Linked DNA regions of Homo sapiens: region 2 is linked to region 1. The links are chromatin loops, found by intact Hi-C in ENCODE. Cell type or tissue: IMR-90. All regions are shown on one strand. Links, peaks and the distances in the headings refer to the core of each region. The heading gives the core; the rest is flanking DNA. Region 1 holds the start of LINC01069 (long intergenic non-protein coding RNA 1069). Region 2 has its middle 16 kb from the start of EDNRB.

Region 1 (15,753 bases), core at 5,295-13,294:
CTCATTTCTTGAATAAATTCTGTCTTCGGCCAGACTGTGCTGCTTTCCTCACCTGGGCTTTATGCTCCACTTTCCTGACCCTGAACATGATGTTCTGCTTGCCTAATTGCTTCCTCCTTCCACCCAGCTCTCACCTCCAGCCTCCACATCTTTGCCTCCTCACCTGACAATATTCTCGCCATCTGTATTATTTCAATGTAGAAATCATCTTTGTAAAGATGTCTTTTCCCCGTGGTTGCTACTACTCCTTTCCTAGCACATTTGTATGCTGTATTATCTGTTAAATGTCTGAGTCCCCCACTAGATGAAAAAACTTTGTGAGTATGTGAATGTTTACCTGTCTGATTCACGTTCATTGTGTTGTCTAATTGTCTGGCTCAGCATAGATTATTAATAACTATTTATAAAATAAATCACTCTGTTGCAATATTAAAATACTATAATAGAATGTTAAATAAAATTATAAGGCTGAGACAACCGTTTAAATTTGACTGGCGTGGGTTGGGGTATAAAGAAAATGAGAGCCTGGGGCACTTCAGAGGCAATTTATGACACATAAAGTACCCTTCCGGGGCACTTTATGATGTCAGAACAAAAAAGTTGTGCTTTTCGTTTGGGATTTTGGGAATGAACCAGAGTACAATCCTTTCACTGCTGCTGCTGTCATATAAGCTCTAGGGACAATAAAGAACATTGTGACCTGAAAAAATAGACTTTGGAAAAAGCTCTTAAAATCTGGGGTGTTACACAAGAGGATATGACATGTCTTGCCCAGTGAATAAGGCTCTTCAGAAAACTTCTAAAAAGAGGCTGCATCTGCTTTAGTTGCTTAGAGGAATGCATATTCTCTGAGCACTGTTTTCTCCAAAACATTTTGAGAAATGGGCCTCAGTTTTCTTACTTGTAAAGTGGGTACAGTAGAAAATGTACCTCATCATCTTGTACATGAGGATTCAATAAACCAAAGTAAATAAGCTTTTACAATGGCCTGACACCTAGTAAATACCAGATAAGTGTTTGCTTCCTTTATTACCATTGTTATCAATTTGACTCTGAGATAAGAGCTAACACATAAAGTGAGAGGCATTGTTGTGGTACATCTGCAGAAGTCATTTGTGTTCTCCAAGTCCTTCCAGAGTTCCTCTGGGGACGGTGCATGAGAGTCCTGGGGTTGAGTTCCTGCAGTCTGGCCTCAAAATCTGTGGCTCCTGGCTGAGCTTCAGCTAACAGTATATCTGAGTTTTCCTGTCAATCAAGGATATCTTATATGGGACTGAGCAATTTAGATTTGAAATGCTAAATGTGGAACAAATGTTACCACATCAGATAGGAATGGAAACTGTTCTTTGTGGAGAGATACCAGGATCTCTCTTCCTTGGGAAGATGAGCTGAGAGAGGAACACAGAGATGTCGCTCTGTGCAGCCACTGGCACTGGCCCCTGTGCCACCTTAGTTCTTCAGGGTGAGCTTTAATTGTTGTCCAGTGTCATGAGTTTCAGTCTCTATGCTATTGTGAGAAAATTGTGCTAAAAGCCACTGAGAGACCACACAATGACAGCTGGCACACTGATACACTGTGCGGGTTACTGCTAGAGTTCAAGTCTCTCAGGGATGCTCCAGGGCACAAACCCTCAGCCTCGGGTATTCATCCAGGGAGGTTTGGATCCGATTCGCATAAATCCCAGTGTGGTAGCAAGGAATTTCCTGCCTCCTACTGCTTCAGGACACCTGCTCAACCCATTTTTAGAAGGCTTTCACAGCCCTTTTGGGGCATTCCCAGGACAGGTGGGCAGGAGGTGGTGGCCGTGGGGGCTGGACATCCATCAGACCTGGGATGGAGTGGTGCCTCACCTGGATCTGCACATCCCAAAGAGGTACCCAAGGCTGGGCCAAAAGGAAATGAGTGTACGTGGCTTGTACTTTGACCAGTGTCCTGCTCCTTGCCTTCCTCCCCCTGCACATGGTGTGAAAAGGAGTGGCGTTCTCCCAGACACAGACCAACTTTGGAAATTGGGATTGTGGTACTATCTGAAAGTGTGCAGCATTTTAACCTCGAGTGTGTAAGTCTAAGTATTGTAAAACATGTTTTTATATTTTAAAAGCTCTTAAAGGTAATTTTATTTTATTGAACATCAGAAACTATCTACATATTCATAAAGAATGCTTGATTAAAAGACAGTATCTCCCAGAGCGCCAGAAATTTTAGTGTAGTTACACTCATTTGGAATCAGCCTAACACTTACCATATTCATAATTACTAAGAAATTCTAAGGAAAGTGTATGTATGCACATACACATCATATACATATTCAGAATATATGTGTATATAGATTATATACCGTAAATATATATGTCTGTTACCTGTCTTTTTTTCTATAAAAAAAAACTTTATTCATGCCTAGTATTAACTCCCAGGCAAAGCATGTATTTAAGGATTAGGCTAATGTTTAAAGGTTTTCGAGAAGGCTACAACCCTGAAATATTATCTGATTAGAAAATAAAGTTGGTGGTTCTGCAGTTAGCCTTTGGCTTTATTTCAGTATTGGTTAGTGTTCTAATGCTTGCTGAGTTTGAAAACTTACGTGAAAGTACATCCCTTATTGATCAGTAAATTTATTTGTATGTTATTGTTGCAGCTGTTAAATGAGAAATTTAATTTTCTCTCCTTAATTCAGTTTGGCTTTCTGACATGTTGCTCTTCTCTCCTTGAAGCAAGTGCTGTTTGCCCATTTTCCTTACTCCAGTGCCTGTCACATAAAAGGGCTTAGTACATATTTCCTGAAGTAATGACTTATCAGATGCATGGTCAGTGCCCCTAAATCTTGCTTCTCAGTGTTAGTTTGGAGCCTGAGAAAGAATGGCAGCTTTGGAAAAGTAAATTTAAAAGTCAGAAATCATTAAAATGCACAAAAATATCCCAAAGTAAGGTTTTCATGTGATTCTACCACAGGGCTTATTGATCTTTTCTCATATTTAGGCTTTGTTTCTAGGTGCCCAATAGAAGCTACCAAAACTTTAATAGTTGCTAACTCCCACTTTTTCATTATACTCTTGCTAAGTTGAAAAGTCCTCTCCTCTTAGAAACAGAAATGACTGTGCTATATATTGGAATTTCCAAAAGCCACCAGACACCAATGATACACCACAGATGGGTGTCCCTGAGAGTAGAATTAGAACTACTCCCCTCAATGTGGCTGCTGTGTCATCACTAGTGTACTGCAACCCCTGCCAAGGCAGGACAGGGGGACGATGAATGCCAGCTGGATTCCAGTCCACTCCCCAGACTGAATGATAAGGCTCTACCACCGGGAATGGATCATGTCTGTTCAAAGCCACAATGGACAGTGTCCTCTTCTGTCATTGCAGCTACACCATCCAAACTCCCCAGATCCCTAAGGAAACTCAGAAGAACATGAGCAGAACATCACAACAATGGGTGCACACAACTCTGATAAAACATGTACATTTAAGGGTCTCTATTCTCTCTAATAGGTTAATTCAGGTGACATGATAACAAAACTGCCATCTACAGTTTGGGACAGGTAGGGATGAAAGAGGATAGTGGAATGGGATCTTTTCAAATTTATCCAGTGGGGTAAATGGAGGATCATTTGTTTCACGGTAGCAACATGAAGTAACTATAGAAGATTATTTTCAGAGAAAAACAAAACAAAACAAAAGCCACTACTAGTCTGCCTATTATGCCTGAAATGTCATTGTCTATCTATATACTTGCAAAGGCTATTATCTGCTGAATTTAAGCAGTAAAAACATCAGAAAAACTAAATAATGGTCTATGTATTGGAAATATTTGTAACAGTTTCTTACATTCATAACATTAGAGCACAAACATATTCCCCTCTCCTTTTCTTTTTCTCTTTTGAATTTTCAGTAGAAGGGAACGACAATAATAGGTATAACTTTTATTGGATTATACTTTAATTTAGATCACTGAATTATGTATACCTATAGCACCCAAAATGCTACTAAAGTCAAGACTCTACATTTAAATAATAAATAAGTAATCCGGTTTTACTCACATCCATCTTCCATGATGGTCCAACTAGACACTCCCCATTGTGACTGTTGATGGAAAATTCTTCCATGTTTGGAGAAACCACAGTTACTGATTAGTTTTAGCTGTAAGAGCTCTTTCCTCCTTCTCATCAAGCCTAGGCAAGGTTCCACAAACAATATTTTTTCCCGTTTGTCTCCACTCAGAAGTTCTTAATCTCTTCAGGGAACAGGGAAAATGCAGGAGTCCCCTTTGTACATCACTTGAAATAAATAAAAAAATTATCCAAAACTCATATCATTACAGGAGTGACTGTTACAAAGAGAAAGAAGCAAATTATGGTGACTAGAAATGACAAGAGCTTGGATTTTTCTTATTTTTCAGCATGAAATTCTGAGCTTACAACCTGCAAAATCCTATTATAAAAGTAAGATAACTGCCATATAAAAACTGAAAATCATGCAAATATTTATGTGTGATCCCACTAGTTCACTCCATAATTTTTTGGAGTGTAAAAAACATTTATGATTTTAAAAATCACATCCAATAAAAAAAAAACAGAGTCATAAAATAAAAGAAGAGGAACACAGGCTCTGCACTGCACTGAAACATTTTGAAATATAAAATGAACAACCAATGCTTTACAGCAAAAATATGATCTCATCAACAAGGTAGGAAAATGAGCAATTGCCTTTTAAAAGGCCATAGGTTACTAGCACAGTGGTTGTGAGAATAGATGTTTGAGCCTAACCGTTTGGTTTAAAAATCTGACTTTTCCACAGAGTTCTTAATGTAATATTGGTCAGGTTGCTTCATTTTCCTTATCTGTTAAATGGTGATACTCATGGTACCTACTTTATCTTGTTATTATGACACTTTGAGGAGTTAATAATGGGAAGTACATAGAAAAGAGCATAGAATAATGGTGTTTGGTAAGATTAAGTTATTGTTACTATTCTTCAATTTCTAATATTTCAAAAGAAATACAGACCTGCACTGAAGAATAATTGACTTCCTCATGCTTCAAAGCTTCATTAAATAATAACAAATAGTTGATTCCTTTTTCAGTTGGGAAAGCAAATTCAGTCAGTCTCTTAGAATATTACTATAAATTGTTTCTGAATTAAAACTCATCCCAAACAAATGAGGAGATACTTTTCTGTGATTTATGCTATAGTTTGGAAAAAGGATACTGTTGTGCCAGGAGTTGAAAACTGTACTGAGAAAGTCTATTCATGCTGACTGCAAATATTACCAGTGGGAGGAAAATCGAGTGTGTCCAATTTCATCACTGATAAATCTAGAATGATAACAGATCTGCGTTGAGGGCAAGGTCTAGGAATGCTCTTCTTATACACAGAATGTTTTTGCTTAATTTCATGCTCTACAGTTTAAAGGTCATTTCTTATAAAATTATAATAACTGATGAGGCAGCCAGTGTCCCGCCCTAGAGATTTCTATCTTATTTTATAAGATAAAACTAAGGTTTCCTTTCAAGTTAAATAAGGATTATAATCTTCTTTGTGCAAGGGGAAAAAAAAGAGTATTCTTACTAGATCACCTTGGTAAGATTTGTGATTGTTTATCCTACAAAATATTTAAGTTTTGAAATTATTTCCTTTTTCCTCCAGGAGAGTATAAAGTTTTCCCTTGTGATTATTTGTTTTTCTTCAAAGCATATTAGCCCATATTTATCACAGCCATGGTCTCCATGTCAACGAGAGAAGATGCCATGTATCTCTTAATTTAGCAGCACTTTTTGTTCGGGTTTCCAGATAAAGCACAATACAAGTTTTAAATATAAAGAGAACAGGCTGTTTCTCACAAAGCACACTGGTGTTCATAGGATGCGAAACTGGGCCCCCGTGGTGTTTGATAAGAAAGGAGTTCCTAGCATAAAGATATTTTTAGCACATCTAATAAAACATCAGTTCCATCTGCATTTCCTTAACATGTTGTGCTAAATTCTCCCTCCAACATTCCAGGATTAGTTTGTTACCCAAAGTGACAGGGAAAAGTCACTTTAGATTTTTCTGTCACCATAGGAAAAAATGAAAAGCTGTTATTATATTAACATATGTTTCTCTTTCTTTATCAAATACACAACAGCATTTGGGTCTCTACTAAAAATTATCATACACTTTAAATGATGAACTGAGCCTCTTGAACCTTTTTATTTATTTTGGGACTATAACATCAATATGTTTAAATCAAATATTTATTTCTGTGTCTGTTTCAGACATGACTCCTAATAACTGAAAAAATAGAAGTTTATGTTTACTTCTCTACATCTCTTTCCCTAAACAATTAACTAACAATTAGCTGTTGACTTCTTCATTCACTGAGATCTTAGTTAAAAGAGTATATATGTGTGTGTGTGTGTGTATGTATGTATGTATACACGTACACACATATATATACTATTATATACTATATATAATAGTGTATATATATATACACACACATACATGCACAGAGAGAGAACAATAAAACATAATGAAAAGTGATATTTCAAAAGATCTGTTAAGTGAAATCTTAGTCAAAATATAAGCTAGTTGCCAATATATAGAAAGGTTTATTATGCTATAATTGGTTTTGTACATGATTTGTAATATCTCTCCCTCTTCCATGCATGTAATTTTGATTTAATACCAGGTTGATAATTACCTGGCCAAAATTAGATTTCTTATTCATGTAAAGGTAGATATCAAATTTACATATCAGTAATGCAAATGGGAAAAAATTATTTGGGGTAATTTATTTTGATTGGAACTATTTGTATCACTGCTCAATAAATCTATTATTTGATTTTATTTCTAAGGCATTATTAAAGAGATTTGTCAGAAAAAATACATTTATATATGTGTTTATATATGTATACACATATACACATATAATAAAATAGAAGTTGGAGATATATATGCATGTGTATATGATTGTTTGTGTGGTGGTACATAGGACTACATTACAGAATGTTTTTCTAAAGTTAGGAATTTAAAGGGTGAATATCATACTAGGCCACATCTTTTGAGCTGTAAAAAAAAAATCACTAAATTTTACAGATTTGAGGTTTTAAGCTTAAAATTTTAGTTGCATTTTTAAAAACTTGAAAGCAGTTGACAAACTGGTTTCAAAAAGAAGAATTAATATTGCAAACATGAAATTACTCATAAAGCTAAATCTAGACAAGATAGAAATAAATTTTTGAACATTTAAAATCCAAGTTTATTTTTAAAGCACATATGTTTTACATTAGAAGGTGTAGCCGTACCAATCATCTCTTCCTCTAAAATATTCAGAGTACATTTTTAGAACATTGTAGCAACACTTAAATGCCAGTGGTTCATTATTTTAAAAGTGTTGCCCCTTTTAACAAATGCATGATTAATATTGAAGTATAGCTTTTATTCTCTTTTTAAGGCTTCAGACATAAAGTCTATTTTATGGTTTATAAACTAATGGGAGACATAGTGACTTCTTTCATTGCTAGGAAGATTTTAAATGTTCTTTTTGGGAGGCATAGGGATTAATTTTTTTTTTCCTGCTTGAGAAATGTTACCTTCTGAGAAAAAAGCAAGGCACTTTTTCTACTGTTGTGATTCCTTAAAATAGTTTTCTTCCCTTTTGTTTTGTTTATAATACCCTTCCCAACTCCCTTGGTCATCTGAGCATGGCTGATCACTTCACGTCTCTTTTTTTGATTCATGAATACAGAATTCTAACTTTATATTAAAATGAAGAACATATTTAGTTCTCAAGAATAAGCTCATCCTGGGAATATATTGCATGTTGGCAGATGTATTAAACCAGAAAAAGAACATAGGAGGGATGTGGCCCTCCTTGTGAGCAACACTCTCATGGTTGAGTCCTTACCGAGGGTTAGGAAAACATCCTGGTATATACATTTGAAGCTTATTGGTTTCCTGAGCTAAGATTAGGGATTAGGACAAGAGGTGTGGCTGGAATCTCTTCCTGAAGATTGTGATTCTGGGACTCGGAGGAGTCAAGACCAAGGTTCCCACAGCAGAGCCAGAAAAATAAATAAATAATTAGGCCTACACCTCTGACATTTGACCACCCCCTTGGGTATTGTGTCTTGGTCCTAATATATTTTGTTTTCCTAGTTTAGGCTGGAACTGTGTAGAGCATTGAGCAAATACTTTGTTCTTACCAAATACATATATATTTTTGGACTGTACAAATACTAAATAAGAATAACCATATACTTTTTTTTTGAGATGGAATTTCACTCTTGTTGCCCAGGCTGGAGTGCAATGGTACAATCTCGGCTCATCGCAACCTCCACCTCCCGAGTTCAAGCAATTCTCCTGCCTCAGCCTCCCGAGTAAGTGGGATTACAGGCATGCGCCACTATGCCTAGCTAATTTTGTATTTTTAGCAGAGACAGAGTTTCTCCGTGTTGGTCAGGCTGGTCTCAAACTCCCGACCTCAGGGCATCCACCTGCCTCGGCTTCCCAAGGTGCTGGGATTACAGGAGTGAGCCACCGCGCCTGGCATGTAGTCCACCAAGGAGGTGTTGAGCCTCTCTCTTGCTAGACAACCTATCAGGCAATATTTTCTTATAAATTACTTCAATAATGATTACTCTTGAATCATTAACTTTGTACATTTTTTCCAGATGAGGATTTGTGCTAAAGCTTCATTTAACTATTTTGGGGAGCTTGTTACCACAAAAGAGTCAGGACAGGCTCAAAATCAGCCAGAAGTTTACCTATTCAATTCAACAAAACAAAACAGGTACCTATGATATGCTAGGCTGGATAGCAGCTGCTGGAAGGTTTAGAAATGTATTGCCGTCTCTTATTTCTTTCTGTCTTGGATTTCGACTTATTTCAAAAATAAAAATAGCCACACTGTTGAAGACAATATGACGGAGACTTTGGAATCAGACAGATCTGTCCCAAGTCTGTGACTACCAGTCATGCAACCTCAGACCATCATCCAGTCAGAGCCTGGGCTCCTGTAAATGAGTGTGGTCACCACTCACTCACATGCTGCAGGGTTGGACACATGCCAACATACAGTAGGGGACATGGGCTAAACATCCGAAAAATGGAAAATGCTCTTATTCTCAAGGCCAGGCCAATGTCTACATTCCAAAATAGTAGCATTTTAACCTATCTATACATTTTGAATTGTGAAAGAATTCATTGCTTCTTAAAAATATAGTTGACATTCTAAGCAGAGCTGAGTGTTGACTAAAATAAACTGGGCTAGTAGTTATCATAGAAATGTTGATAAGATTACCTGGTATTCATTATACTTAAAAGCAAGACTGGTCCTAGGTAGAAGTGACAAGCTACTTCAGTCTGTTTTTCCCACCTTCGTACCTCCCATTCATCTTCCTTTCATAATTCACACACTAACTGCCCAGAAGCTTCTTTCTCTGCCTTGACATTGTTAGGTGGCCTATTTCAGTAAAAAGCAGTCTCTCTGAAGTGTTGGCTGGTACTATTTAAAACTCTGTTAGCTCACTTGATGCTCTGCATTTTAATAGGGGTCTCTTGAACACACAGGAGTTTTATGTATTTTTGTTTTTTTCTGGTTTTTTTTTGTTTTGTTTTTTTGTTTTTTTTGTTTTTTTTTGAGACGGAGTCTCACTCTGTCACCCAGGCTGGAGTGCAGTGGTGCAGTCTCGGCTCACTGCGACCTCTGCCTCCTGGGTTCAAGCGATTCTCCTGCCTTAGCCTCCCAAGTAGCTGGGATTACAGGCATCTGCCACCATGCCTGGCTAATTTTGTATTTCGGGTAGAGACGGGGTTTCACCATGTTGGCCAGGCTGGTCTTGAACTCCTGAACTCAGGTGATCTGCCCACCTTGGCCCCCCAAAGTGCTGGGATTACAAGCGTGAGCCAACACACCCAGGCACACAGGAGTTTTAAACCCAGGAGAATTGTGCTGTCATGTTAGGCAGACTGTCTTCTCTGTAGCTACTCTCTCTCTCTCAGAAAGCTCATCGATTCTTATGACATTAACTTTCATTTTTATTTTTATTATCCTTAAAAATATAGGTCAAAGCTATCTGTCTCTTTCTCCCAAGTTTTGGTACTGCAATTTCTTAATGGACATTTCAGTTCAACAGATATTTGTGAGGCATCTCTTATTACATGTGAGACGAGGATCAATACTTTACATGTATTTAAAATAGACACCAAGTTTATGTACCTGTGAAGAAATATTTTTGTTCTCTTTTCCATAATCAATTTGTACTATGATTTGTCACCAAGTCCTATCAATTCTTCTTTTAAAGAATTGCCATCACCTTACACTTAGAAGATACATTAACTAGTTATCTTAAAAACAAGGATTATAAGTCATTCTACTATAAAGACACATGCACACACACATCTTTATTGCAGCACTATTCACTATAGCAAAGACATGGAACCAACCCAAATGCTCATCAATGATAGACTGGATAAACAAAATGTGGCACATATACACCATGGAATACTATGCAGCCATAAAAAAGAATGACTTCATGTCTTTTGCAGGGACGTGGATGAAGCTGGAAACCATCACTCTCAGCAAACTAACACAGGAGCAGAAAACCAAACACCACATGTTCTCACTCATAAGTGGTAGTTGAACAATAAGAACCCTTGGACGCAGGGACGGGAACATCACACACTGGGGCCTGTAGGGAGTGGGGAGCAAGGGGAGGGAGAGTATTAGGACAAATACCTAATGCATGAGCGGCTTAAAACCTAGATGATGGGTTGATAGGTGCAGCAAACCACCATGGCACATGTGTCCCAGAACTTAAAGTATAATAAATAAAAACAAACAAAAATACAAGAATCTTCCAGCTCCCATGTGATCCCTATGGCAAGTGCAAACTGATTCCCTTCCCTTCACCTCCTCACTTCACCTCAGTAGCACTGAGCTCTGCCACTATATAGCTCTGTGACTTTGAACAATGCATCGGTTTATTTATCCACAAAATATAACGAACAATACCTGCCCTGCCTTTCTTGCAGGATTATTGTAATGATCAGTCAAAATGGTGCGTTGGAAATCATTTTACATAGTAAATATTTATATCACACTGTTAGGAATAGTATTCTTGTTTTCTACCTCATCTTGACGTGAATGAGACATAGTTCAAATCTTGAATCCTCCACGTATTAGTCATGTGAACATTAGGTTACTTATTTAGACTCTCAGAACCACTACATTCTCATTTGTGAAATGGAGACATGAACCTCCATGCAGCCTGATGTAAGGACTAGATGGAGAAAACGTTGATAGAAGTACCAAAGACTGTGCCTACTGCCAACTTGCATGCCATAATGTTAGTTTTTTCTTTGTGTTCTAATTGGTTCAATGTTTTTTGTCTTTACCAGTCTTTCTTAATCTTACCTGTAGGATTTTATTTCTATTTTTTTGGACAAACTTTGTATTTTCTAGGGAGATTGATGAGTGAGTGCATTTTCTGTGGCTGCTATAACAAATTACCACAAACTTAATGGCTTAAAACAATGCAAATGTATTTTCTTACAGTTTTGAAAGTCAGAAGTTCAAAATCAGTCTCACTGGGCTAACATCAAGGTGTCTGTTTCTTCTGGAGGCTCAGGGGAAACCCATTTCCTTGCCTTTTCTAGCTTCTAGGGGCTGCCTGCATTCCTCAGCTAGTGGCCCCTTCCTCACCATACTCCAATCTTAAGCTTTTGTCATCACATCTACTACTCACTCTGATCTCCTGTTCCCTTTTAAAGGATTCTTGTGATTACATTATTAGGATCATCTGGATAACCCAGGCTACTTTACCCATCTCATGATCCTTAAGCACATCTATAAAGTCTATTTTGCTATATAAGGTAAAATTCACAGGTTGTGGAATTAGGATATGGGCATCTTTTGGGTTCAGTATACCACAGTCAGTTGCCTGAAATTCCCACAGACTTCTTATGGTCATGGTTACCTTTTACCCTTTACCAATTTACATTCTCCTTCCTCAAATTTTTCCTTTTTTATTTGGTCTAAATTCTACTCAATCACTTTGAGGCATACCATTAAGTCTGTAGATCTCCATCTGTTGAAGTTGGAGTATAGATCAATGCTTAGTTATGCACTTTTTTCCCAATGTTTACTATTTCTTACTAAATTTCAGCTTCTCTCATTCAGGAACATATCTTTTTGTTTATTTTTAAGTTACACAATATACTTTCATTTATACATTCATTCACCAACGTGTTCTCAAGCATCTGCTAAAAGCCAAGCCTTATATTCAGTGCAGGAGATACAAAGCTGAGTGAGCATAGCACAGTCCTCATCTTTTGAGAACTCATCAAGTGGTGGAAGTGTGGTAGAGACAGTAAAGCTCATATTCCCTCAAATTTCCCAGCTTCCTTACCAGTAGGGAGGCTAATATGATATGATATGGTCATGAAATGTGGGCAATATTGATATTGTGCCTTCTCTGGGATGAAGCAGTGAAACACTTACATGTAGTTCTTTGGTTGCTCTTTGCCACTGGGAGCAGCTACAAGATGATGGAACTTCCAACAGCCTGAGGTTCTGAGAGACCACGTGCAACAAAGCCTCTTGCAAATTCATGTGGGACATGGAAACGTGAAAGAAGAAAAGCTTTGTTGTGGCAAGTCACATGAAATTTAGGAGTTATTTATTACCCCCTAGTCAATCCTACCCAATACCGAAAAGGAAATCTGTGATCCTGTATCATAGGCATAGCATGATAGCATATACTAATATTTGGAGGTAGAAAACTGTTCCAAATGAGAACAGAGGGAGTACTTGAGTTGATTCTTAAAGGACAACAAGAAGGTTTGAGATGGATGAGGTGTGAGAACAAGCATTTTCCCAAAGAGCAAATAGCACATACAAAGACTTGGAAGCCTAGACAGAATTCAGATGGCAGGGAAAGGGTATAATTTCTGTGGGGGTAGGGGGGAGACTGAGGCCAGAGCTAGAGGTGAGAGGGCATTGGATGCCATTCTAAGACATTTTATTTTCATTCTGTAAGCTAGAGTTTCTTAAAAATTTTTTTAAAAATTTGTTCATTTATTTCTGTTTAAAATAGTAATACAACTATATTATGTAAAGTTAGAAAGACATAGGAAAGCAAATGAAGAAAATAAAATCATCACTAATACTATCACATTGAGAAATAACTGTTAATGCTGCTTTCATATTTTCTTCTAGATATTGCTCTGTGCATGTACAGATTTGATTGTGTCTCCTTAAAATTGGGATTATGTTGTATGAGAATTATTTTGTCTGTTTAACCTTTCCAATTAAAAGTCTTCAAAAAGAATTCTCAGTTTGGGCGGATAAAATTTCAGTGACTAAAAGATAACTCATAATTCATTTAGCTATTTGGCATTTAGGAAATATCCATTGTTATGGAGATTATCCATCTAAGCAGACTTTAAAATAATCAGTTTAATTGTGGAATAATGTATATAGAAGAAATGTTATCTATTTTAAGTGTAAATTTGAGGGGTTTTGACAAATGTGCTGTCATGTAACTACCACCATCATCCAGATTAGAGCATTTCTATCGCCACAAAAAAGTGTCCTTGTATCCCTCTGCAGTCAATTCCTTTTAGCCCTTCCCAGCCTCTGGAAAACCCTGACATGCATTCAGTCAGCAGAGCACTTATTGGCTTCAATTTCAGATAAATGAATTCGTGTCTGGGCTTTTTCACTTGGCATAATATTTTGGAAATTCATCCTTGTTGTTTATCTATTAATTATTTGAAGAAAGGTCAACTTGCCTCTAGTTTTTGGCTAATAAATATGTTATGAACATTCAGGTACAAGTTTTTGTGTGGCTGTATCTTTACATTTATCTTGTGTACCTAGGCAGGTTGATTCCTCAGTGTTTTAAGTGTAGCTATAACTCCATAAGAAACAACCAGACTGTTCCCACCAACAGTGTGTGAGACTTCCTCATGTTTTATAACCTCACCAAATCTTGTTATTCATGATCTTTTTAATTTTGACGATTTTTGATTATGTTGTTTCTTCTCATTGACGTGTTAAAGGTTTTTATATATTAGATACAAATACTTTATTATGTATATGTTTGTACATAATTATTTTATATATGTTTACAATTATTTTATATTTTTAATATATTTAATTTATATTTATAATTTTTTATATATGTGCTTACATATATATAATATACATATATAAAAATTATTTTATATATATATTTTATATATTACTAAATCCAAGAACAAGGAGTGCTGATGTCCCATATAATTATATATAAACATATACATAATAAAGCACTACAGAATTCTTGTTACATATATAGAACAATATATTTATATAAACATATATATATATTGCTCTGTGCATGTGCAGATTTGATTGTTTTTCCTTAAAATTGGGGTTATGTTGTATGAGAATTACTTAACTGCTTAGGAAAACCATTAACAAGCATAAATTCTAACTATTTGTCACCTAAAGCATACAACTTACATCACCTATTTGAGAAGCAACTCATTGTCAAGTAAAATGTCATGAGTTAATGTGATTTCTATTTCATGACTTGCATGTGATCCACTATCTGCTGTCTCTTCCCAATGCAAATTAATTTTCATGGCATATCTTCCCCATTTTGCAAATTTGTGGGCCTCTTGTACCTTCCTCTATTACAAGTGTTCTGGGGAATGAATGCCTAACTCATGACATGCTTAATATGACACATATACATTTAATTTTGTAAGTGCCATGTAATACATACTTTTTAATTTGATTAAACTCTGCCAAGCCATTTTTGTATACTGGAGTGATAGATAACTACAAAGACAAAAAGCACTATTTTATTCACATAAATCTTCTTTTCTTCCTGTTTCCAAACTTGTTGATAATTATCTTCCCCTACTTTGCCTTACTATCCCTTTTTTCTTTTGTGACTTCTTGCATTAAATACTTATTAACTTCTTTTCAGTTTTAATCATGAAAATATATAAAATTATACATTTAATTAGTTTTTAGTTTTATTTTGCATTGTGGTGAAAGAAGACATCATATTTTCTTGTTCGTGATGTTAAAGTAGCAGTTTCTCACTGCAACAACCAATGTGCAAAATAACCAGCTAGCATCATGATGACAGGATCAAATTCACACGTAACAATATCAACCTTAAATGTAAACAGGCTAAATGCCTCAATTAAAAGATGCAGAATGGCAAATTGGATAAAGTCAAGACCCATCAGTGTGCTGTATTCAGGAGACCCATATCACGTGCAAAGACACAAAAAGGCTCAAAATAAAGGGATGGAGGAATATTTACCAAGCAAATGAAAAGCAAAAAAAAAAAAAAAAAAAAAAAAAAAAGCAGGGGTTGCAATCCTACTCTTTGATAAAACAGACTTTAAAGCAACAAAGATCAAAAAAGACAATGTAGGAGATTATGTAATGGTAAAGGCATCAATGAAACGAGAAGAGCTAAGTATCCTAAATATATATGCAATCAATACAGGAGCACCCAGATTCATAAAACAAGTTCTTAGAGACCTATAAAGAGACTTCGACCCCCACACAATAATAGTGGGAGACTTTAATACCCCACTGTCAATATTAGACCAAGCAGACAGAAAATTAACAAGGACATTCAGGACTTGAACTCAGCTCTGGACCAAGCAGACCCGATAGACATCTACAGAACTCTCCACCCCAAAACAACACAATATTTATTATTCTCAGCACCACATAGCACTTATTCTAAAATTGACCAC
Region 2 (15,753 bases), core at 2,730-10,729, 61 kb before region 1:
AAGAGTACAAGTTGACCCATCTGGGGGTGTGAGGTTGAGGAAGTCTGTGTCTAGGAACTAGAACAAAGTTGGGTACTCATGATAAATTTAAGACAAATTTCCGCTTTTTGACAATTTGGCAAGAAAGTAGACCTGATATTTAGGTGAATTTGACAATCAGGAACCTGATATAGGTGTATTCATATTTTTCCAATTCCAAATTAGTTGGAAAAGTCAGTGAATGATTATCATTACTGGGATGCTTTGCATGAAATTCGTCCACAGCAAGAGCTGTAACATATTTAGACTGTCACAATTTCTGTTCTTCCAGTATCTTTATCCATTCATTAATCTAGATATTCACAAGGAATAATCCATAGCTTATGATAGAGTCAAATATTTGTAAGAAAAGTGTTCTTATTACTCAGGTATTGATAAGGTCTGGCTGTGTCCCCAGCCAAATCTCACCATGAATTATAATAATTCCCATGTGCATGAGAGGGACCTGGTGTGAGGTAATTGAATCATGGGGGTGAGTTTTTCCCATGCTGTTCTCATGATAATGAATAAGTCTCATGAGATCTGATGGTTTTATAAATGAGAGTTCACCTACACAAGCTCTCTTGCCTGCTGCCAAGTAAGAAGTGACTTTGCTCCTCCTTTGCCTTCTGCCATGATTGTGAGGCTTCCCCAGCCATGTGGATCTGTGAATCAATTAAACCTCTTTACTTTATAAATTACCCAGTCTCACATATGTCTTTATTAGCAGTGTGAGAACAGACTAATACAGGTACATTTAATCATTTGTATGCAAGCAAATTAGACAAGTAATTAATGTTTTATAAAAATTTGGAGGAATAAGACATCACTTTTATTATATATATGAGTGGGGGCTTACTTCATATTTTATTATACTATCATCATATTTTAAAGCTGTACTGTTAACCACTGTCTTATATCAAGAAGCAAGTAACCTGATATTTGGTGATTTTGATTTTCCACTAAGAGGTACACTTAGGAAATATTTCATTCCCTTTATTTATCACAGGGTGGTTTCAGTATTGTTACCAAATATTTTGTACATATTTTTTCATGATACTATTTTTTTGGTGTAAAATTAGCTAAAGAATATGATATTTTAAGGAGTTTCGTTTTCAAGAGGAATGTCTTTCCTGAAAATGTTTACCACTGGAGGGATCAACAATGTGTTTGGCTTAAAATTAGCCCTAACAACACATTTAAGTTTTTTAATCTAAAATATATAAATGCCAATGAATTTGCCAGAAAAATACAACTGGCCTTTTTCCTTCAGAATTCCAGACATAACACAGCTTCTCTGAAGTCAAGAGAAGATCAAGTCTGAGAACAATGCTATTCTTACCTTTACTCTAGGGAAAAGCTGAATTTGCTCTAGGGATAAGAAGCAAAGACAAAATGCCATTGTCTTAGTGACGTTTTCACCAAATCATTTAAGAAGAACTTCCAAAGTATTTCCCAAAATATGTCAAATGCTTAATTTAAAAATAACAAAAAACATCTTCCAACCTCTCACTTTTAAATCATTTTTTATAGTGATTAAATTTACTTAAGTTCTAGGCCATTAACAAAAGATGAAGTGGCATCCAAAGTAGGCATTTTCAGTTGAGAAACTCAGTCCTATTTAAACGTTCATCAGCTATAAATTTTAGGTTCAGACGTTGATGAAGGTCAAAAGGTTAGTGATTCATTTCCTGTACTTGTCACTCTGCTGCTTGTTATGACACATTTCTGGAAGTGACTGACAACAGAAATAATCACTCAAAGGTCTCAATTGTGTGACATGAGCAAATATATTTTAGGCTCCAAACCATGAATTGTTTTGATTATTAGAAATCCTCATAGCATACAAATAAGAGGACCAAAATATACAGGGCCTTATCTTCCCAAACAGTCATCTATAGGACATAGGGAGAAGAAGGAAAGATAAATGTATAAGGTCTGGTCATGGTAGATGCACCTATCCATCTATACATATGTGAGAATATTCTTTGATATTTCCAATATTTTGTTGGCATCAGCTTGATCTCATAATGTAACGTATGTCCTCTTTAGGTGGCCTTTATTTTCCTAAGAGAACATTATCATAGATTTCCCCTTCTGTAACTAATAGTTGCCATTAAGATTTGGGGACTAAGATCTGTCTATGTTAGAGCAATGAAATATCAGCTATCTTAGTTCTTCTGAAGTTTAGATGCTGGTTCATGCCCTGAAAACCCATTTGTACAAGGCGGGTGACTATTCCAACACTTTCATGCTAACAGCCTTCCACTTAAACCTCTGGTCAAGAAACAGGAAAGAATCATGCCCTTTTGCAAGGAAAGGAGTCTGGGAAAGAGGAGAGCATGGACTTCAGGAACGCTGACTCCTGGCCATTTACCTACCTGAGAAGCCTTATGCAAATCATTTTACCTCGATATATCCTCTGGGTAAAAGAAAGAGTAAGAATAGTGTCTCCATTGTGAGATTTAAATTCTATTATGTTTGCAAATCATTCAGTATAGTGCGTGGAATACAGTGATTGTCTAGGAAATGTCAGAGATCATTTTTACTAATATATGTTCTGGTTTCTGGAAGATAATAAGAAGAGAACACCATCAGACCTCGTGATAAACTTTCTTAGCAAAGGTGCAGGCTTGGAATGGAATTCTCGTAGTTATGGATTGATTGAAAGCTAAGTTTATGCAATTATTGGCATTGGTGGTTATGTTGGATTGCCTTTTTTTTTGATGATCAACTATACGAGGAGCAGGAAATGGGCAGGACTGACTGCCTCAGTTGTTGGTTTACTGGTCTGCAAAAACATGGTTCAGGTCTTTATGACAATTCAACAATAAGCACTTGAAAATAAACCAAGAAAACTGAAAGCAGTAAAAAATAGTTTAGTAGACAGAAGATTCTGCATCACATACAGAGCTACATAGATTCAGATGACTTGTTTATTTCAAGAAGTTCTTAAAATGTACTTACATGCATGAAGTATGTTCCCAAGAAGCTACTTTCAGAGAGGGTTATATGGATAAGTGGTCTGTGATAGTATCAGTTTTAATTATTACTTCAGAACACCTCTTCTTAATTTATATTTAATATTAATAAACATTTATGATATGGAACCAAAAATTAGCATGTCTGATTTCTTAATTATTTGGATGTTTGTTCTCAAGAAGACAATAGTGTTGTGATGGAGAGATGGTTTCAGGTAGGAACTTCCACAACAGTAGACATAAACCATGCACATTAGTGCAGAGCTGAAACTGAAATCATGTCAGAAATGTTGAGTTTGTAACTTATTAACTTTTGAAAAGTACATACAACAAGCTATTTGTAAAGCTCAGCATTTATTGATATATCTGCAATATGCCAAAATAGAACTTCTGGCAACTCTGAAATGTTCTCAGAAATAATGAGTTTTGGCTAAATGCATGCAGTGCCTGAAGTTTGGTCTTTGAGGAGTTTAACACGCACAGCTGGGTCTCGTTAATGGTGCCAGTGGAATTTGTAGCACTATCTATTTTATGACACTTCCACACCTACTTTTACCTTATAAGGTAAAGACCCAAACTCTAAATGTGTATTATCCATAGGCCTATATTTAACAGCAAAATAATGATTTTTGCAAGCCAAAGAGAAACAGGAATTCGGTCTCCAGATGCTGTTTTTGAAAAGCGGCATCTAAATAGTTGCTGCCCAATGTCATGATCATGTTGTTTACTAAGATAATTTCAGCCTGTTTTACTAAAGCCATCGTGTAAGGCCAGATTTCTATTTTTTTAATAATACATCTAAAACAGTTACATGTGTAGTTGAGACTAAAATAAAAATAAAGACATTAATGGAAAGGCTGAGTTTTATTAGAGTTTGTATTTAAAGTCACACTCCCAAATCTGCCTTTCCTTGCATTGTTGAAAAATTTCACAAGTTTTCTATAAGAAGTCAAGTATTTTTTTTTAAAGTTTGAATAAACCTGCTTATAAATGACATTCTTGGAAAAACTTTGGAAATAGTCTCCCAAAGACTATTTTTGTATGATATAATCCAGCCTTACTGGCTGTAGCTGATCGGTGGGGGAATTACCTGATCCAAGCTTTCCTCTCAAGGACCTTCTCTGAGGTGGTTTTGTTGTTGTTTGTTTGTTTTCAAAGTAGATCAGAGAAACACTTTTTTATAGGAGACATCAGTGGCCTCTAACAAACGCCAGGGCGTCTAATTGTGTCAGTGCACAATTAGAATAATGTAATCAACTAACCAAGAGAGGGAGAGAAGCACTCTTGCTGAATTTGAGTTCCTTCTTCCAGCCTTTTTTGAGTCTCAGCTACAGCTCTATTTTTCCTTAGCATTGAAATACTGTAGTAGCAAAAAAAAAAAAAAAACAAAAAAAAAAAAACAAAAAAAACCTCCTCTTTTTATCAAATTATTTTCAGTAGGGCATTTTTCAATAGGCATAGCAATGAAAATAGTTATGATTTGTGCAAAAATCATGAATAAGAACTGCACGAATTAGCTACAGCTTTCTTTAGCAAGAGATAGTAGCTCACAAGTTAGTTTTTATACAACTGTTTCTGTAAGATTTAATTCTATTTTCTACAATACAAAGAAAAGATAAAGTAATATTTGAATCTGGTTTTACAACATAGACTTAATTATGTTGGTGAATTATTAAAAAAAAAAAAAAAGTGAAGAAAGAGCCAGTTGAGACTAGGTTAGGAATAGACCCAAAACTGGAGAAGAGAGAAGTCTTGTCTTTTAGACACTGGCTGCCTCGGAAGAGGAAGATGAAAGAGGGCACACATATGAGGGGGTGAAACCAGGACTGGGGACCAAAGATGCTGAAAGTCTCTGGAGTAAAGTGGACATCAAAGACAGCTTTATGTCTTTTTCAATCTTTTCAGTGTCTCTCCCTGGATCAAATTTATCAGAACATATCTATGTAGGGACATGTTGAAAAGATATGGGAAATACCCATCTTTATGGCTAATTTAACACGATTTATTATTTAAAACAATAATGGTAGAAGTGGCTTCCATCTATTGAGATCTCAATGATGTGTCACTCCCTTTATTTATTTATGTCTACTTTATTAAAGTCTTACAAAATCCCTGTGAAATAGGTATTATTTCTACAGTGTTAAACATGGTAATAATACTGAGGCTCAGAGAAGCCTGTGCCTATGGCTACAGCGTAAGACAGACAGATCTGGGACCTTAGACCAAGTCCATCTAACTCCAGTCTCACACTTGTAACCATATATTTTGGACATTGAAATTGCATGTGTATGTCCAGTCATAGCTTCTTTGCCTGCTTTTCCTTGACATACTTTTTGAAAAGGACTATAAATAATCAAGACCAAAAATACTAAGTGAATCTGTTCAATAATTGGTGTTTGCCAAAGCCGTTTTTCTTTCAATCCCATTTTAAACAGAGCTCAACTTTAATGTTTTAATTACATGCATTTCTAGTTCAATTCAAATCTCTCTAAGATTAAAACAAATGAATAAATCAGGAAGCATAATGACTTTTGGAGAATGTCCATTTATAATAAATCTGTTATGACCAACTAAAGAACACATAACATTAAAAAAGCAAACTTTGCTATTTTGCCAAGCATTAAAATATGCAAATTTCCCTCGTGCTGTGTTATATATGTTTAAGATATGTTGATGACATGGGCTATTTTGAAATCTCTGCAAATATCCTTTTTAGGAAATATTTGTTTCTGTAGCAATTCTAAGATACTAGCAACTCATATGCCCATTTCAAAACACCTGTGAATATCACATATAGGTTACACTTCAAAATTTAACTTGTGGAACTTTTATTCTGGTGAGCAGAGTTTCATGCGCGTCCGTGTGAAGAGACCACCAAACAGGCTTTGTGTGAGCAATAAAGCTTTTAATCACCTGGGTGCAGGCAGGCTGAGTCCGAAAAGAGAGTCAGCGAAGGGAGACAGGGGTGGGGCCGTTTTATAAGATTTGGGTAGGTAAAGGAAAATTACAGTCAAAGGGGGGTTGTTCTCTGGCGGGCAGGAGTAGGGGTCACAAGGTGCTCAGTAGGGGAGCTTTTGAGCCAGGATGAGCCAGGAGAAGGAATTTCACAAGATAATGTCATCAGTTAAGGCAGGAACAGGCCATTTTCATTTCTTTTGTGGTGGAATGTCATCAGTTAAGGCAGGAACTGGCCATCTGGATGTGTACGTGCAGGTCACAGGGGATATGATAGCTTAGCTTGGGCTCAGAGGCCTGACATTCCTGTCTTCTTATATTAATAAGAAAAATAAAATGAAATAGTGGTAAAGTGTGAGGATGGCAAAAATTTTGGGAGATGGTATGGAGAGATAATGGGCGATGTTTCTCAGGGCTGCTTCGAGCGGGATTAGGGGTAGCGTGGGAACCTAGAGTGGGAGAGATTAAGCTGAAGGAAGATTTTGTGGTAAGGAGTGATATTGTGGGACTGTTAGAAGAAACATTTGTCATTTAGAATTATTGGTGATGGCCTGGGTACGGTTTTGTATGAATTGAAAAACTAAACAGAATAAAAGAAGGAGAAAAACAGGTATTAAAGGTCTAAGAATTGGGAGGACCCAGGACATCTGATTAGAGAGTGCCTAAGGAGGTTCAGCATAGCCTTGCCAGCAAAGATTATTTATTTACTTTAAGAGTTAAGAGTGGCGGTTTGGGGTTAGCACCAAGAGATATCAGCTGTGATGGCTTGGAGAAGCAGCGTAAACCATCAGTGTAATCAAGAGCAGGGCATGTATGCGTAGTTGAGAACGGTCAATAGGAGTATGACTAGAGAGAATAAGGAGTGTCCATACAGGAGCTTAAATGGGCTGTACCTTGTAGCATTCCGAGGACAGGCCTGAATTCTGAGAAGGGAAAGTGGTAAAAGTATTGTGCAGTCCTTTTTAAGTTGGTGGCTGAACTTGGTGAAGTGTGTTTTTAAAAGACCTTTAGTCCGTTCTACTTTTCCTGAAGACTGAGGACCGTAAGGGATATAAACGTTTCACTGGATACTACGAGCCTGAAAAACTGCTTGGCTGATTTGACTAATAAAAGCCGGTCTGCTATTAGACTGTATAGAGGTGGGAAGGCCAAACTGAGGAATTATGTCTGACAGAAGGGAAGAAATGACCACGGTGACCTTCTCAGACCCTGTGGAAAGGCCTCTACCCATCTAGTGAAAGTGTCTACTCAGACTAAGAGGTATTTTAGTTATCTGACTTGGGGCATGTTAGTAAAGTCAATTTGCCAGTTCTGGGCAGGGGCAAATCCCTGAGCTTGATGTGTAGGAAAGGGGGGGGGGGGCCTGAATAGTCCCTGAGGAGTAGCAGAATAGCAGATGGAACACTGAGAAGTTATTTCCTTGAGATAGATTTCCATGATGGAAAGGAAATGAGAGGTTCTAAGAGGCAGGCTGGTGGCTTGTACTATAGCATAGCCTGGCTTTGCTGGTGTGTGGTGATTATGCCTGGTGGAACTGCCATCAATAAATCAAGCGTGATCAGGTTGAGGAACAGGAAAGAAGGAAATATGGGGAAATGGGGTGAATGTCAGGTGGATCAGAGAGATACAGTCATGGGGGTCAGGTGTGGTATCAGGAATAATGTGGGAAGCTGGATTGAAGTCTGGGCCAGAAACAATGGTAATTGTGGGACTCAACAAAGAGTGAGTACAGCTGAAGGAGCCGGGGAGCAGAAAGTATATGTGTCAGGTGTGAGGAAGAAAATAGATTTTGGAAGTTATGAGAACTGTAGAGAGTGAGTTGAGCATAGTTTGTGATTTTAAGGGCCTTTAAAAGTATTAGGGCGGCGGCGGCCGCCACACGCAAACTTGAGGGCTAAGCAAAACAGTAAGGTCAAGTTGTTTGGATAAAAAGGCTACAGGGCGCAGTCCCAGTTCTTGTGTAAGAATTCCAACTGCACAGCCCTGCACTTTGGCTGTGGGTAATGAAAAGGGTTCAGATGAGTCAGGGAGAGCTAGGGTGGGGGCAGTCTCTAAAGCTGTCTTCAAGGAATGAAAAAGAGTGGGGAAAGGATTTAGGATCTATGGGGTCAGCTAGGTTTCTTTTTGTGAGTTTATATAATGGTTTTGTTAGGATGGCAAAACCAGGTATCTAAAGTCGAAAGTATCTAACCATGCCTAGGAAGGAAAGGAGTTGTTTTGTAGAAGGTGTTGGGGTTTGAGAGATCAGTCAGACACAATAGGCAGGGAGAGCATGTGTGTGTTTATGAGAATTACGCCAAAACAGGTAACAGATGAGGAAGAAATTTGGGCTTGATTGAAGTAATGGGGGCTGTCTGTGAAGCCTTGCGGCAGTACAGCCCAGGTAATTTGCTGAGCCTGTTGGGTGTCAGGGTCAGTCCAGGTGAAAGCAAAGAAAGGCTGGGATGAAGGATGCAAAGGAATAGTAAAGAAAGCATGTTAGAGATCCAGAACAGAATAATGGATTGTGGAGGGAGGTATTGAGAATAGGAGAGTATATGGGTTTGGCACCATGGGGTGGATAGGCAAAACAATTTGATTGATAAGGCACAGATCCTGAACTAACCTGTAAGGCTTGTCTGGTTTTAGGACAGGTAAAATGGGGGAATTGTAAGGAGAGTTTATAGGCTTTAAAAGGCCATGCTATAACAGGTGAGTGATAACAGGCTTTCATCCTTTTAAAGCATGCTGTGGGATGGGATATTGGCATTGAGCGGGATAAGAGTGATTAGGTTTTAATGGGATGATAAGGGGTGCATGATCAGTCGCTAAGGAGGGAGTAGAGGTGTCTTATACTTGTGGGTTAAGGTGGGGAGATACAAGGGGAGGATGTGAAGGAGGCTTTGAACTGGGGGAAAAGGCGGCAATGAGGTGTGGCTGTAGCCCAGGAATAGTCAGGGAAGCAGATAATTTAATTAAAGTGTCTCGGCCTAATAAGGGAACTGGGCAGGTGGGGATAACTAAAAAGGAGTGCTTAAAAGAGTATTGTCTAAGTTGGCACCAGAGTTGGGGAGTTTTAAGAGGTTTAGAAGCCTGGCCATCAATACCCACAACAGTTATGGAGGCAAGGGAAACAGGCCCTTGAAAAGAAGGTAATGTGGAGTGGGTAGCCTCCATATTAATTAAGAAGGGGGCGGACTTATCTTCCACTGTGAGAATTACTTAGAGCATCTGTGATGGTCTTGTAGGCTTCCGAGGCAATCAGGCAGTGTCAGTCTTCAGCTGCTAAGCCGAGAAGATCTGGGAAGGAGTCAGAGAGCCTTGGGCCAGAGTTCCAGGGGCTGTGGAAGTGGCTGCCAGGTGAGTTGAACAGTCTGATTTTCAGTGGGGTCCTGCACAGATGGGACATGGCTTAGGAGGAATCCCAGGCTGTGGGCATTCCTTGGCCCAGTGGCCAGATTTCTGGCACTTGAAGCAAGATCCTGATGGAGGAAGTCTTGTAGGAATGCTTGACTGCTGCGGCTTAGGCGTGTGCAGCTTAGGCATTTTGAAGTTCTTGTATGCTGGAGGTGTGGCTGGGTTTTGTCTCACAGCAGAGGCAAGTAATTGTAACTCAGAAATGCATTGCCGTTTGGCTGCTTCCTATTATTGTACACCTTGAAGGCGAGGTTGATTAATTCCTGTTGTGGGGTTTGAGGGCCAGATTCTAATTTTTGAAGTTTTTTCCTAATGTCAGGAGTGGATTGGGTGATAAAATGCATATTAAGAATAAGGCGGCCTTCTGGCCTTTCTGGGTCTAGGGCGGTAAAGCGTCTAAGGGTTGCTGCTAAGTGGGCCCTGAACTGGGCTGGGTTTTCGTCTTTACCTTGGGTAGTTTCTTTAAGCTTGTCAGAATTAACAGGTTTGTAAGCTGCCTTTTTAAGCCCTCAAACTAGGCAGGAAATCATGTAATCTTGTCTAGCTATACCTGGGGAATTTGCCTGATAGTTCCATTGGGGATCCTCTCAGGGAACTGCTCTAATGCCTTCCTGGAGGTCTGACTCGTGAAGCCAGCGGTTATCAGCGTGAGATTGGGCTAGAGAAAAAACTCTTTCTCTTTCATCTGGGGAGAGGGTAGAAGTCAGGATGACATTTAAGTCACTCCAGGTTAAACTGTAGGACAGAGTTAGATATTGGAATTCCTGTATATATTTAATGGGGTCTGATGAGAAAGAGCCTAAATGCTGACTGATCTGAGAGAGGTCTGATAGAGAAAAAGGTACTTGTACTTTGACTATGCCTTCAGCTCCAGCCACCTCTCTAAGAGGAAATTGTTGGGCAGGTGGGGGAAGAGCTAGTCGTGGGACTAAACTGTAAGCCGGACCAAATGTGAGGAGGGGAGGTGATAAAAGGATTATAGGGTGGAGGAGCAGAAGCTGAGGAAGAATTGGGACCTACCTTAGCCTGGCGATGAGGGGAGAGGTCAGATGGGTCTGTAGAAAAGGAAGATTAGAAAGACTCAGTGACGCTTGAGGTTGGGACTGAGGGGACAGGCAGGAGGGAAAGAAGGAAGATTTGGGATGAGCTGCATCGGGAACAGAGACTAGGGAGGGACTGTTGTGTAAAAGAATGCCTGGATGTCAGGCATTTCGACTGTTTGCACATTTTACGACAAGAATTATTTAGATCTTGTAGGATGGAAAAATTGAAAGTGCCATTTTCTGGCTATTTGGAACAACTGTCAAGTTTGTTTGGGGTCAAGCGGCATTGCAGAAGAAAATAAGGCATTTAGGTTTTAGGTCAGGTGTGAGTTGAAGAGGTTTTAATTTCTTGAGAACACAGGCTAAGGGAGAAGCAGGAGGAATGGAGGGTGGAAGGTTGCCCATAGTGAAGGAGGCAAGCCCAGAGAAAAGAGAGAGTAGAGACACAGAGGGAAAGGGTCCGGGGGTTCTTACCCTCCAGAAAAGCGGGAAAGGAGTCAGGGCACAGAAATAAGGGGTTGGGGCGCAGAGATTAGAGGTCACAGCAGAGAAATAAGGGATGGGGCACAGAGATAAGAGGTCGGGGTATGGAAATTAGGGATTGGGGGGTTCTTGCCCCCAGAAAAGCAGAGAAGGGGTAGAGACACAGAAAGAAGGGGTTGGGGGGTTCTTGTCCCCTAGAAAAGTGGTACTTGCTGCTAAGGGTGAAGGAGAAGGGGTTGGGGGGTTCTTACCCCCCAGAAAAGTGGTACTTGCCGCTAAGGGTGAATGACCAAGGCAGGCGTCCCCGCGTGGTCAGACACCTCTGAAACATGGGTGAATAATCAGAGAGGCATCCCTGCAATGATTAAACACCAAGGGAAGGCTGCCTTCCCAAGTCCATGACCAGCGCTGGAGTTTTGGATCCACAGATAAAACGTGTCTCCTTTGTCTCTAACAGAAAATAAAAGGAATTGAAATTAAGAGAAGGGAGAGATTGAAGGGTGGCACCAAGATTGAAAGGAGAAAGTGGTTGAGGGATAGTGAGAGAGGTTGGAGAAGACAGTAAGAAGAGGCCACTTACCCGATTTAAAATTGGTGAGATGTTCCTTGGGCTGGTGGTTCTGAGGACCCGAGGTCATAGGTGGATCTTTTTCACAGAGCAAAGAGCAGGAGGACAGGGGATTGATCTCCCAAGGGAGGTCCCCCTATCTGAGTCACAGCACCAAATTTCATGCACGTCAGTGTGAAGAGACCACCAAACAGGGTTTGTGTGAGCAATAAAGCTTTTAATCACCTGGGTGCAGGTGGGCTGAGTCCAGAAAGAGAGTCAGTAAAGGGAGATAGGGGTGGGGCCATTTTATAAGATTTGGGTAGGTAAAGGAAAATTACAGTCAAAGGGGGGTTGTCCTCTGGCAGGCAGGAGTGGGGGTCACAAGGTGCTCAGTAGGGGAGCTTTTGAGCCAGGAGAAGGAATTTCACAAGATAATGTCATCAGTTAAGGCAGGAACAGGCCATTTTCATTTCTTTTGTGGTGGAATGTCATCAGTTAAGGCAGGAACTGGCCATCTGGATGTGTACGTGCAGGTCACAGGGGATATGATGGCTTAGCTTGGGCTCAAAGGCCTGACACAGAGAAATAGTTGGAATCCTAAATTTGGCACTTTAAACTTGTTTGATCTTTAGAAAATTCTCTAATTTGAGTTTTAGTGTTGTCATGTGTGTATTTGCCAAAATAATACTTTCTTCATAAATTCATTGGGAAGATTAAATGAAGTCATGAATGAAAACTGCTTTGCATGTTGTAGGTGTTCCATGATGCCTATCTTAAAAATTGCTTGCAAATTAAATGAGATAATGATGCTAAAGGATTCATACATTGTAAGCACTCAACGAAAATATCTGATTCTCTTTCCTAGATGTTTTTTATATTATGGTAGCATGCTGGACTTAAAATTCTTATGTATGGGCTGGGCGCAGTGGCTCATGCCTGTAATCCCAGCACTTTGGGAAGCTGAGGTGGGTGGATCACAAGGTCAAGAGATCAAGACCATCTTGGCCAACATGGTGAAACTCTGTCCCCACTAAAAATACAAAAATTAGCTGGGCGTGGTGGCACGTGCCTGTAGTCCCAGCTACTTGGGAGGCTGATGCAGGAAAATCACTGGAACCCGGGAGGTGGAGGTTGCGGCGAGTCGAGATGGCATCATTGCACTCCAGCCTGGCAACAGAGTGAGACTCTGTCTCTAAATAAATAAATAAATAAATAAATAAATAAAATAAAAATAAAAATTCTTATGTACAGACCCATGTTCTTATAAAATTCATGTCATGGTTGTATTCACTATTAATACAGTTATTCATTTGTTAAGTTATTCAGACATTTGTGCAAGCGAAGAATATTAATTAACCACTGTATTCCAGGTGCTATTCTAGGCACTGGGGGTTGAATGAACAAAGAGGAATGACATATGAGCTTCACTATAAGAGATTCATTGGAGGTGTGTGGTAAAGATATGAAAAGGACAGAGGGAAGACATAAAAGAGGAAATGGTTAAATTTAACCTAGAGAAGAGTTTAATTTTTTTTTTTCATAGAGAAGGTGATAATGGGGCTCAGCTATAAAATATGAGTAGATGTTCTCCAGGTAAAAATGGAGATAGGGGATTTCAGAAAAATGGAATACCTTCATAAAATTTTGAAATACATAAAACCCTCTCATCTTCCTGGGAAATTTAATCTCAGAATGCCTGGAATGGCAACTAGAAGATGGAGTTTTAGTGCAATAAGTCTGGCAAAGTAGACGTGGAGAAACAGGAAGCTCTAATACACCAACTTAAGATGACTGTGGTTTACCTCTTAGGCATGAGAAGCATGTATACTCACACTGCGTGTTATGAACAGATTAGTTTGTCAGAAAATCTCATTCAAAGCCAAGGAAAAGATGAATTGGGTGTGTGTGTGTGTGTGTGTGTGTGTGTGTGTGTGTGTGTAGGTCATGATGCACAAAGAGCAGTTGGGTTAAAATTGCCACAGTCTATGAGCAAGATAAAGAGACTTTGGCTTGGAATATTTGAAGGGGAGATGGAAGGAGGTTAAGCGTATAATTTATGATTCAGAATTCACAAGATGTGGTCTCTGTGTGCGAGTTGAAAGGGATGGGAACAGGATCCTAGATGCCATTCTGGCATGGATCCATGTTTTATACTATTGATTAAGACAGGAATCCTAGAAATTTTTGGAAAGCTACAATGATTTCAGTTTTGGTCTAGTTTAATTTATGATGCCTGGGAGATACCTAGGTGTGATATCTGGTTGAAACCTGGAAATGTGAGCCTGAAGCTCATAATATAGTTCTTAGACACAGATGCATATTTGGGAATTATCCACAATTAATTTGTACAGGGAGTGAGTAAAGAAACTATCCCGTTAAAAGACTGAGAAGGAAGAATCAAATAAAAAAGAGAAGAATCAGAGAAGCCAAGGGAGGGAAGAGATTCAAGAAGTAGTCCAGAGGTTCAGTGTGATAAGAATTAAGAAAGTCATTGGATAATTTTTTTTAACTACCAATAGGCACTCATAATTATTTCTAAAAGTCTTACTAGAAGGGAAGGGATGGTATGGTTGGTTTGTCTATTCTCTGTTCTGAGGAAATAAATGTAAATGACCAGAGTTCACAAGGAGCCACAGTTACTTGTATTGCACTATCATCTACTCTTTAACTTACATAATGACCAGATTCTTCTAGTGATTTATCAAATAACTAACACTTTCATAAGTTCACAAGGTTCTTCTCTATTAGCTAGCTCATTTTCCTCACAGCAGCTTCATATCTATTTTACAGATGAGGCAGTTTCTCTTAACAGGTTAAATGAGGGGGCACAGGCCATTGGAAAGGTGGAACAGAACGATGGTTTAACACTTTTTCAAAAGGATGAGGAGTGGTGGTGATGGAAGTTTTCTAAGTTGGACAGTAGGACAGGGACAGTTGTTTTATATTTTGGAATCTGTTTGGCACATAATAAATATTCACTCAACATTTGTTGAACTAATGCTTAAATAAAGCAAAAGCCTTGTCGAGAATACTGAGTTATATACAGTACCATTTTGAGTAAGGAGTTATAGGAGATGTTTAGTATTTTGTTACTATTCATAAACATCAGTGCAGAGAGATGGAAGAATAGAAGGCTTTGTCAGTATTATGAAGCAGTCTGATAAAATTTAAACATTATTAACCACTGCAACCAGCTATGCTGACCTGCAAATGTTCTGCCTGTCATGTGCTTACCTCTGATGTCAATTCTTGTGCTTTGTCTAAACAAAAATAAAATCCCTACCACCTTTTTCAGGGAACCAGCTATTGAATCTTTGTGCCTTCCCTCTGCTGTCTCCCTTGCACTTGAGCACAATCCCTGAAATAAAAGCCTTGTCTGGGAAAAAAAAATTTAAACATTATTTCATAAAGTGCTTCCTTACTGTTTGGTATTATATTATGAAGAGGAAAAAACTTGAAAAATAATATCTTACATTTATAAAGTGTTTACAAACAAGCCTTGTTTCTGGTGTTCTGTATTACCTCATTTAATCTTCACAACAACGCTGAAAGATGGTTAGTTCCAGATGAAACATTTTAGAGGGAAAGAGGTTAAATATGTTGCCTAAGCCTGCACAGAAATGAAGCTGTGCAGAGATGAAGCCAAGAAACCTAAATCCAGAGCCCACACATTAGCCACTAGATTATACATACTTCTCAGATATGCCAAACAGACTTTTCATAATATTTCGTCTTTTCTTAGATTGCATCACATTGCACCCAATTAATAAGGGAGACGATTTGAATCATTTATAGCAATATTTACACCAAATAAAGGCCAATTGGCAATATGCAAACAATAATTTATTCAACCTTAGAAATAACTGTATTTACCCATATCTAACATCTAGATAAAACTACATAATTTATAATTTTTCTATTAATTAAAAATATCTATATGACTCATAAGCTGCTGATTCAAATCAATGAAAAAAATGAAATAGAGAAAAGAAGCATTTTCAAGAACATTGTTCTTAAGCGATTATTATTTGTTTTCTAAATTATATAGGCTTTTTCTTAACAGATTCAATTATTCTTAAAGTACTTCCCTCTACTTATAGTAATGGATAATATTAGTTCAGGGAATATTATGTATTTGCAAAGATCTGCCTAATACATCATAAATTGTTTTTACTAGAATAAAATTTCTCTTTTTGACAGAAACGTTTAGCCTGCCATTTAAGGCAATATCAGTCTAAAATAGAAATCAATTCCTGACTTAAGTTATTCTCCATATTGTAGTCATTACATTCCAGTCAGAGTCTATTGTCTCCTTCCATAAAAGCTA

What was found. Hi-C counts contacts between places; a loop is a spot of excess contacts. Peaks named below come from ENCODE experiments on the same cell type or tissue, not always from the same donor. Only the 100,000 strongest peaks of a DNase experiment are listed, where the experiment ranks them.
Region 2: it touches region 1 in a loop (2.5-fold over the local background); 3 of 110 quality-filtered maps call a loop at or near these places.

What each region holds. Positions count from the first base shown.
Region 1 is chr13:77,985,332-78,001,084 of GRCh38, forward strand. LINC01069 (long intergenic non-protein coding RNA 1069) reads right to left here and starts at 9,442. Exons shown (of 3, transcript NR_108076.1): 1 at 9,284-9,442; 2 at 4,041-4,277. In IMR-90, for the core only: no CTCF peak of the experiment used is centred there; no DNase peak of the experiment used is centred there.
Region 2 is chr13:77,927,376-77,943,128 of GRCh38, forward strand. It overlaps a transcript of EDNRB not described here. Among named protein-coding and RNA genes, the nearest start is that of EDNRB, 16 kb to the left of the region's middle. In IMR-90, for the core only: no CTCF peak of the experiment used is centred there; no DNase peak of the experiment used is centred there.